2 separate regions of the Homo sapiens genome follow, and region 1 is linked to region 2. The links are chromatin loops, found by intact Hi-C in ENCODE. Cell type or tissue: ascending aorta. All regions are shown on one strand. Links, peaks and the distances in the headings refer to the core of each region. The heading gives the core; the rest is flanking DNA. Region 1 overlaps ATG12 (autophagy related 12). Region 2 overlaps LOC105379129 (a long non-coding RNA gene).

Evidence for each region. Hi-C counts contacts between places; a loop is a spot of excess contacts. Peaks named below come from ENCODE experiments on the same cell type or tissue, not always from the same donor. Only the 100,000 strongest peaks of a DNase experiment are listed, where the experiment ranks them.
Region 1: a loop joins it to region 2, with 6 times the contacts of the local background. A loop is called at or near these places in 44 of 110 quality-filtered maps.

The regions. Positions count from the first base shown.
Region 1 is chr5:115,828,101-115,833,482 of GRCh38, forward strand. ATG12 (autophagy related 12) reads right to left here. Exons shown (of 4, transcript NM_004707.4): 3 at 4,502-4,564; 4 at 100-3,763. The coding sequence ends at 3,704. It overlaps LOC124901049 (a long non-coding RNA gene), which reads left to right. Exons shown (of 2, transcript XR_007058908.1): 2 at 4,151-4,782. Among named protein-coding and RNA genes, the nearest start is that of ATG12, 11 kb to the right of the region's middle. In ascending aorta, for the core only: a CTCF peak has its summit at 3,245 (motif pointing left); no DNase peak of the experiment used is centred there.
Region 2 is chr5:115,307,366-115,312,756 of GRCh38, forward strand. The region is part of intron 1 of LOC105379129 (a long non-coding RNA gene); the gene reads left to right. Among named protein-coding and RNA genes, the nearest start is that of CCDC112, 13 kb to the left of the region's middle. In ascending aorta, for the core only: a CTCF peak has its summit at 2,577 (motif pointing right); no DNase peak of the experiment used is centred there.

The DNA of each region.
Region 1 (5,382 bases), core at 383-5,382, 520 kb after region 2:
AATTCTATTTTAAAAACTTCCGAGATTTAAATTCAAATCTGAAAATCTGTCCTACCCCCTTGAGTCAACATGAAAGTGACTCCAAGAACAGGGACTTTATTAGTCTCTTATGAGCTTTATTAGTGTTATTCCAATATTTAGGACATAGTAGGCACTCAATATGTGAATGACAGGTTATACGAACAAACTGAAGTTTATACTTACGTTTCAAGGTTTTTGATATTGCCAAATGGCCCCCTAAAAGTGATATACCAACTCATATTCTATTCACCAAAATATGACAGGATTTCCCCACAACTCTGCTAATAGCAAGATGTACATTATTTTTATTGTCAGTCAGCATTGTTTTTATTTGTATTTTTTGTAACCAATGGGGTTCAAGGTGTTTCATGTTTTGTTGGCCATTTGTATCTTTTTGTGAATCGAAATTTGGTATGTTTTGCCTATTTTTCAGTTGGTCTTTTCTTACCAATTGAAACAAATTCTTCATATACTTAAGACATTAAAAACACTGTCATATGTTGCAAATATTTTCCATTACCTTCTGCTGTACAAAAACTTAAACTATACAAAATTTCCTTTGTTTTTAGCTGTCATACTTTGCTAATCACAATTTCATTCACTCGATGTGTTACATTACTAATTATTTACATATAAGGAAATGTACTAAGTATTATGTGTGTGTGGGTACCAGATAAAAACCAGAATAACTGGACACATGGCTCTGAGGCAGTATGCAATAAGTGATTTAATAGTGGTAGTTTGCTCTAAGTGTTTTTATGAGAGAAAGGGTATCTTCTCCTTGAATGATTCAGATAGCCTTTAAAAAGTTAAAATCTGAATCAGGCCTTGAAGAAGAGTTAGGATTTGAAAGGGTGAAGGTGTAAGTAAACTGCACGAGCAGAAGTAGATAACAGAAAACACAAGGCATCTTCAAAGAATGGTGAATAATCCAGTTTGGGTTAAATAATGTAGGCAGAGTATTTATATAAATACGATTTGAACTGTATTCAAATAGTAGTATTTGCTGAACTGTTTTCTGAATAGTTTTCATTACGTGGCCTGTAGCTGGCTTCCTTAGTGCCAAAAGTTTACTCAGCATATTATAATCCTTGGAAAATGAAGCAGAAACTGCATGAAAAGAGATTTTTATTTTCACACTCCTTCAACACCTAAGGCTTTCTCACTTTGTGTTACAACTAAATTGGTTGACTAATGTCATGTAATCTGAGAAATACACTGTACTTCGTTCTAGTAGATATTTAAGGTCCCTTTAGGACTGAAACTTACAGAAATCAGATTCCAGGAATTATCCAATCTCATTTTGATTTCGGATAAACATTAATTTGCCTTATTCCTTAAATATGGTGAATTCATTATGAAGTCTTTGGCATACTTTTAAAGATGGAAGTACAATATTGCAATATTATACATATACTTTGTGTGCCATGGGTCATCTATGCACAGTAAGATGAAGCATGATATTAATGACATCTATTTAGTCACAAAGAAAATTTAAAATATCACCTGAATGTTCAGTTTTTCCCCCAAGTTTAATCAGACTTGAGAGTTTAAATTAAAAATAAATTGTGTTGTAGGTTCTAGTCACCCAATAACTTATCGGATCCAGGCTTAATTATTGTTTAATGTTGCAAATTTAGCGCAGAATAATTCTTTGAGTAAAGATCAAGAAATAATTAAATATGATTTGAAAAAGTACAAAGTCCAGGCCCGGCACGGTGGCTCACACCTATAATCCCAGCACTTTGGGAGGCCAAGGCGGGTGGATCACCTGAGGTCAGTCAGGAGTTTGAGACCAGCCTGGCCAAAATGGTAAAACCCTGTCTCCACTAAAAATAACAAAAAATTAGGCGGGTGTGGTGGCAGGTGCCTGTAATCCCAGCTACTCAGGAGGCTGAGGCAGGAGAATCACTTGAACCCGGGAGGTAGAGGTTGCAATGAGCCAAGATTGTGCCATTACAGTCCAGCCTGGGCAACAAGACCGAAACGCTGTCTCTTTAAAAAAAAAAAAAAAAAAAAAAAGTGCAAAGTCCTATGTATTCTTCAGAGTTGTTAGGAAAGAAAACAAATAAGGTTAGCTACATATTTAGCTAACCTTAGATTTAATAAACTATTAAGTTATTTAGGTCAAAAAGAATAACTAAATGGATGCTACAAATTTCAACCAGTATTTTCGATTTTTTGAGGTCTATCATCTGAACCCTCAGTGGCAAACAATACGAAAATTCAACATATTTTTATTTGTTAAATATATGAATATAATTAAATATATTCCTTCAGTAAACTGAACTGGACAAAACTAGAGAACAGACCTTTTCCATACTCATTTAACTTTAAAATGATATTACTTTGAATTCTACTACATACCATCTTAGATCCTGTTTTGAAATTCCATTCACATTACATTCGATTTACTAGAATGCCTTTTTTTTTCTTTTTTGAGATGGGGTCTCACTCTGTTGCTCAGCAGGAATGCAGTGGTACAATCACGACTCACTATACCCTTGAACTTCTGGGCTCAGGGGATCCTCTTGCCTCTGCAGCCTAATAATTTTTTTTTAATTTTTATTTTTTTGTAGAGTTGGGGATCTTGCCTTGCTAACCAGGCTGGTCTCAAACTTGTGGCTTCACGCAATCCCCACACCTCAGCCTTCCAAAGTGCTGGGATTACAGGTGTAAGCCACCATGCCTGATCTGGAATGCTTTCTAAAAATATGGCATTATAAACATAATACTAAAGAGAAAAAAAGGTTAAATTTCACTTCAAGAAATTATCAGTCTAATAGCATCAGTAAAAATGGCACTTTTAGTCATGGCATAAAATATACAATAAGGCTATTTTTCAATTATTGTTTTCAAGTTGGAAAATGCATTATGAAACACTCAAAAAGATGCTACTGGGTTTACTCATCAAGTGCTTTTGACACCATATAAATGACAGAGTAACACCACAGTTATGTGATTGGGACTCAAGAATCCTTAAATGTTAGGACTGAAAACAGGTATATGACTTATTTGTCCAGAATTTATATTTTTCTGTATCCCAATAAAATAATTAAGCCATGTGTATTGTGTAAAATTACAGTCTTTCAGTCTGTCCTATGTGCTTGCTCTCCTGGCTAGATATTAGCTAAAAATTAGCAAAAACAGCCATTTCCCCTATTATTCCCCAGCAAAGATGTGAAACCAAAACGCCTAACCTTTTCTGCCTGGTGGACTGCCCTCTACTGGACTATTTGAGGTATTCAGCCAGCAGGTCAATGTGACTAAAAAGGTAAACATAGAGATAAATGTAAACATTAAAAAAAAAGGAACCCTTTAGTATATTAACTTTTACCATGAAAACAATTTCAGTCATTTTGAGAACTGACAATGAAGATGTTTATACAGTCTTAGTCTCCTTTTCAACCTTGGAGGCAGATCTGCAGCAATAATAGTAACAAGTAGGAGCAATGGGTGTACTATCATGACCATCTTTTATGATGACTGGTGCATTAATACAAATCACATTTTTCTGAGTCCATTCATGCTATGGATGTTTTCTTATGCATAAACATAGAGTAGACACATACTAAATAGATCACATCTGTTAAGTCTCTTGCCACAAGCATCAAAACTTTTCAGAGCTGTCTCTTCCGTGAAAATCCATTTCATGTAGTAGCAAGTTGATTTTCTTTGTGGTTCATCCCCACGCCTGAGACTTGCAGTAATGTAAAACCAGTTTACCATCACTGCCAAAACACTACAAAAAAAAAAGGCAATAAATCAAACTCAATCTTTTATTATTCTTAGATGAAACTAAGAAGATAAATGCCACATGTATCATAAATATCCACACACGTATATTAAGTTACCTATGTTACAGGCTATCTCTTTCAAAGGATGCCTGTTTCTATCAGACACATATTAATAATCCTAAGTGTTTAATAAAATCTGTCCTTTAAGCATCTTAGGCATGAATGAGCTTATGTATTTTAATCTTGTCCTTTCTCTACATGTCCAACCACAATATATGTAATTTTAGCTGTTTTCTAGTAGTGGTGCTAGTATGTGTACTCTAATAACTATTACAATGACTCTGTAAGATGTTAAACAGTCATTCTTATGCTGTTTTCTCAATTTCTTGTAGGCAGATTTGGATAACAGATTATAAGAACAATGTAGAAGAAATCAAATGTAGATAAAGAAAAAGCCTTACTTTATGAGAATCATGAAGATGACTTTGAAATGTAATTTATTCCTTGGTTCTTCAATCATTGTATAATTTATTAATATCTTTCTATGATCAAGATGTTAGATAACAGAACAAGAAAGTCATCTTTTCTACCCCAGAAAATTAAGAATGGCATGCCATCTCTTGAAATAAAAATGTGAATTAACAATACTACACAATATACATATTATACAGATGTGCATACTCGATTAAGAAAAAAAAGCAGTAATTTCTTTCTTTTTTTTTTTTTTTTTTTTTTTTTTTTACCTCATAGAGAGTTCCAACTTCTTGGTCTGGGGAAGGAGCAAAGGACTGATTCACATAAATAAACTACAAGAAAGGAAGGAAAAACAGAGATGTTTAATGGTATCCTGATTAATCTGCATTTTTCTGCATTCCAATCAGCTAGCTATTTTGTATTGTTTTCACAATTGAAGAAAGCTTCTCTGAACTCCTAACTTTTCTAAATAGTCAATTTAAAGAGATCATTACGAAGATCTCATTTTTCCTCCAGAGGAATAAAAATAACACAATTCCAGTTCCTAGAACAGTGGTTCCTAACTTTGTATAACTAAGAAACTTTTAAATATTTTTTACAAATAGCTTTTGAAGAGCTGGCTATTCAAGAAATTACATTATCGTAAAAATGTCCCCACTTACCCACAAAGAATTTCTCCTAAGATAATTACACAGGCACACAGCCAAAAATCAATATGTCTAATATTCAAGGTAGTTTGTACACTTTCCTTGGGTAAATGTATGACATATATACTTAGGTTTTTTAATAAAGTCACTTACAGGCAAATGAAGCAGGAAAAAAAGTAACAATTAAAACCTTATAACCTTGCTCTTTAAAGGATTCACTGCTCAATGTTTCAGTTTAGTCTGTTTTTACTAAAATATTTCTAGTACTTAAAGTCACAGTGTTGAAGTGCCCTTTAATAATTTTCTTTTTGGAAAACAAAACTTTATTTGCAGGTAACATATTTAGTTTTCCTTTAATATCCAAATTTGGGACTAAAATGTCCTGGATTAAACTTAGTATTTAAAAAAAAAAGTATCAGAATAGTTGGTTGACAGATACTATTTTGATCACCAACCATGAACCATCAATATTGCTTGCATCTCTCTTAGCCAATATAGTGTGG
Region 2 (5,391 bases), core at 158-5,157:
GTGAATTAAAAATATAAACATTAAATATTAAATGTCCAAGAAAAATAAAAAGAAAACAGTTGTCAAGGAGGTAGGCTCCCAAAGAGCATCAGGCTCAGAGGGCTTCAAAGGCTAATCTTACAAAATCTTTATGGAAGAAATAAATAGGCTGTAATGCTATTTTTTTGTTTTTCAGACAGGGTCTTGCTCTGTCACCCAGGCTAATGTGCAATGGCATGATCACAACTCACTGCAGCCTTGAACTCCTAGGCTCAAGCCATCCTCCCGCCTCAGGTAGCTAGGATTATAGACACTGCACCACCATGTCCAGCTATCTCTTAATTTTTTTTTTTTTTTGTAAAGATGGGGTCTCCTTATGTTGTTCAGCTGGTCTCAAACTCCTGGCCTCAAGCAATCCACCTGCCTCAGCCTCCTAAAGTCCTGGGATTATAGGCGTGAGCCACCATGACTGGCATCTAATGCTTTTTAAATTGTTCCAGAGCAGAGGCAAAAGAGGAAAGCTTCCAAATTCTATTAATGAAAGTAGCATACGCTTGTTACCAGAAACTGACAGCACAAAAATCACTTATGAATACTGATTTTAAAATGTTCACCAAAGTTTTAGCAAACAGAATCCAGCAGCACCTTAAAATAATTAAGGGAAAAAGAATTTTTTCCCTATGGTCTCAAGAATGATTTAACATTATTCACTATTTTAATAAGTGGTTGGGTATAGTAACATGGTTCATTCACTGTCTACCCCAATCTCTCTTTTGTATGACATCCTATACCATAAAGGCTGGAAAGTTCAGAATCTTCATTTCCTAGGCTCCCTTGCAGCCAGGGTCTTCAATGTGAATTACGTTTGACAATCAGACAGATGCATTTGTGTGAGACTTGTTTTCAGAATACAGTTGGTGGCACCTGAGGCAGCCATTTTGCTGGGGTAGCTTGTAGCAGACACAGTGAGACTCTGGAGCTGGTAGTCCTTTTATCGGTTTTCTGATCCAGAGGTGAAAGATAGGAAGGTGTGTTCCTGGAGCTAAGAATTGTGGTGGCAGGCTGTCATTCCCAGATCACCTTAAGATGACATGCTCACAAACTGTGGGATGGGAGCATGACTTCCTGACTGTGACAGAGGGGGCAGATCCCTGGGTGGGCCAGTTTTGCAGTATGGTTCCGGGAGCCACTACTAGACAGCTTGCTCCTCCAGCTTTCTACTGATTTGTATGCAGCCAATTCCCTGTATAAAACCCTCTTCTGTTTTCTGCAACTGAAATTTGTCTGATAAAAGTGATTAAAAAAGAAAAAAGTTATGCATGATTTTCTCCAAATATACTGAAAAGGCATTCAATAGATCTCAACATCCATACTTGATTTTTAAAAAAAATCACAATAAAGGGGAAAGATGGGTATTTCCCAAAAGCCAGCAGTCTGCTCAATGAGGAAACACTAATGCTCAATGAGCATTGCTGTTAAAATGAGCAGCAAGACAATTGTATCTACAGTCATCACTATTATTTGGTGTAGTTCTGGAGGTTTAACCAATGCAATTAGACAAGACAAAGACATGAGTTATAAACATTGGAAGAGTGGTACAATATCACTATTTACAGATCACTGTATGCCTGGAAATCCCAAGAAACTCAATTATACATGTGTTGTGAACAATGTGAGAACTTGTGGAATGGATGGGTACAAAATTAGTGTGCAGAAAGGAATCACCTTCATCTATACAAACAACAAGCAGTTAGAAAACATAATAGAAATAAAGACCCAATTTGACATAGTGAAAAAAAAAAAAAACTGAATGTAAGCTCCATTCTGGAAAGGACTTTGCCTGCCTGCTCACTGTTATGGTTTTTGAATATGTGAAAGAATACAATGAAAACATAAATATTTTAAGTAGACAAGCTGGTCTATAGCTTATAATAAAAAGTAAAGAAAAAATCCAGAAATTTTCAGAAAAAATAAACCAATAACAGTGAGGGGCATGCTCTAATAAACACTTAATGGAATACACTCGCTTTCCCCAAGTAGAAACATTTGACAATTGAGTAAATGATAAAAATAGCATTTTAAATAGTAATTCTTTCAAAGAGAACTCATGCAAGGTTAACTTCATACCCATGCATGTCTGAAAATGCCTTTATTTTTACATCTGTTGGAGAGTTTGGCTCAGCAGAGAACTCTAGACAGAGTAAAAATTCTCTTCAGAATATTTAAGATATTGTTCTCTTGTTTTTCCTATTTACTATTGTCACTGAGAAGTCAGATATTAATCTGATTCTTGTCCCATCTGTAGCTAATCTGTTTACTCACTTTGAAAACTCCTAAAAAAACAAAATTAAATCAGGCCATTTAGCTACTTATTGCCAGAGGTTTAAGCAGGACCCAAAGCCTACCAAATCTACTAGGGCACTGAAGTGTTCTTCCCATCAAATCTCTATCGCAATTTCTACTTAATGAGAATAATAGGATGCCAAAAATATAAGCAAAATTAATCATCAATCAGTAAGGCTCAACTTCTTTAATGACTTCCTACCAGTGGAATTTGAGAACCTCACCTTTCTTAAACTATATAAAATTGCATTTCAGTTTTTATCCACCAGATGTCACCTGAGCAACAGTAGAAAACATGCAGTTCATATTTGATTCTTTCCAAAAGAAAAAAATATTTTCATCTTTTAGGCATGAAAATTAGAATGTTCTTGTTATAATATATCAGTAATAGAAGTAAGAGCAAACCAGTTGAAATCCTGGCAGATAAATAAAAACACTTACTTTCATATTAAGACTCACAAATACAGTCAACTGACATTTAGCTTCTTAAATGGATTGTTCCCAAAATTTTATACTAAATCTAATAATTATTTTTAGCAAAAATGGTTAGAATAGTTTTTAATGCTACCAATTTCTATGTGATACAAATAGTTTTTTAAAAAAACACCTCAATTACTTATACCAGAATATAAATCAAAACAATAAATACTAGCAACTTTGAAGTTCATGAACTAATTTTTACCTGCAATCTCATTCAACCTTCATTAGTTATTCCCTAATGTATTTGAACAGACTTCTTAAATGACCTGTAAAACCCTGCATGATATGGTCCCTGACCACTTTTCCTGCTTCTCTCTCCATCTTTCCTGGTTCTCTAGCTACCCTGGGCTTTTTTAGCTCTCATAACATGCCAGCATCCCTTAGCCTGTATTAGTGGTTATGTCTGGAGGGAGCCTCTAACCCTCGCTTCCTGACACAATTCGAATGTCAGTTCCTAGGGAAGCCTTTTTTGGCCACCTCCACCCACATCTAGATTTGGATCCCATCTAATCTGATTTTTCCCCTTTATAACAGTTGTCATAATTCATTATCTATTTGTGTGATTATTTGATTAATATTCTTTCCCTTCTAGAGGACAACCTCCATGGGGCACCCCTGTGTCTCTGCTATTCAGCACGGAGTCCATAGGAGCACTTAATAAATATTTGTTGAAGGAAAGACTTCCTGAATATAGGTTATAATGTTTATACTCCTCCCCCATTCAAATGCAAACTCCACAAGAGATGATGTTTGTTCCATTTACTATTGCATATCTATGCCTGAGGCAGCCCATCTTAGACATCAATTTGAATTTTTTAGATGGATCCATGAAAAAATAAATGAGTATGTATTTTCTAAACTAAAAATTAGGACATATTTGGACAAGTATTTGGAATGAGGGTCAGCTTCAGATATATGGGACAGATAACTTCTAAATATGAGAACAGTTAAATGTCATTTCTTAATAACTATTTTTGTTCCATTGGTGAAGTGAGATGGAGATGACAAAAACACTGGTCATCTAAGGCAAGTCCTAGGTATATACATTTCGCTTATTTTTTTTTCAATAGTAATTTTTTTTTATTATCCTCACTCACTCAGGAATCAACCAAAAACATGACATTGAGCCATCTTTCCTAGGGAAATTACAGGATTTTTCAATTGGGATGGCTCAATGTAGTTATTGACTGTATCTCACAGGTGGGTGGAAGGATGAAGCACTCTTCAATCCAGGGAAGGGCTTGGATAGATTTTTTATTTTATTTTATTTTATTTTATTTATTCATTTATTTATTTATTTATTTATTTATTTATTTATTTATTTATTTATTTTGAGATGGAGTCTTGCTCTGTTGCCCAGGCTGGCGTGCAGTGATGTGATCTTGGCTCATTGCAAGCTCCACCATTCTCCTGCCTCAGCCTCCCCAGTAGCTGGGACCACAGGTGCCTGCCACCAAACCCGGCTAATTTTTTGTATTTTTTTTAGTACAGACGGGGTTTCACCATCTTAGTCAGGATGGCCTCGATCTCCTGTCTTCGTGATCCACCCGCCTTGGCCTCCCAAAGTGCTGGGACTACAGGCGTGAGCCACCGCGCCCGGCTGGATAGATTTTTTTTTTTAGCCACTGCCACAACATGGCACAGGGACCCTGACTGGTGTAATTCAGTTATTCCATAAACATTATTTATTCATTCAAACAGCTTTTAATTAGACGATCATTATGTGCCAGTTACAGTGCTTGCTGCTAGGGCTACAAAGCCAAATGAGGCATGGTCGTTGCTCTCAAGCAGCTATCTTGTCAGGGAAGACAGGTCAATAGACCAATAGCTGAAGTCCAGTTTGGCTCAAATAAATACAATGCACAGGGTATTATAGGAATATGCAGTTTGGTATAAATTAGAGTAGTGGGAAGGGGTCTTCAGCAGGGCTTCCTTAAAGAAGTGACACCCAAGCTTAGTTTTCAAGGACCAGACGCAGTTAGCTGTATTAATTCCACTATTAGCAGTAGTAATAGTGGAAAGGAAGACAGCTTCTTAGGAGAGAAAACCTGAGATAGAGAGCACGGAGAAATGATATACAATAGTTTGTTTAGGGAACTAGAAGAAATTCAGCATGGCTATAACAAAGCATGATGCCATTTGATGTAGCAGCGAGGAGACTCTCACTGAATTTGAGAGAGCTGACCGGTTCATTCATCTACTCCTCACTCTCACAACCTGAGCCCCAATGAATAATTCTTTCTTTGCACACAAGACAAAACTAGAGATAGTAGAAAAGAAATTTTTAGTATGAACGACAGTTATGGCAAATGCAGTCTTACAAATTGGCATGAGCTTCTATTACTAGTTTTCTAGGAAAAATAATTGAAGCTTGTCATAGAGACCAGGCAAAGGCTCTAATAAGAATACTTTGCATCTGCAGTGAGATGCTTTTGCACCCGTAGAAACCAGAGCCTAAAGGAAAGGCTTATGTGCTGCTATCTGTTTTGGGAGTTACATTCCCAGGGAAACAGAAGTGAGGGAAAAGGGGCAAACATGAGGGAAGTTTGAGTCAGCCTCTTGTTGGCAACAAGTATAGTTCATGTTGCA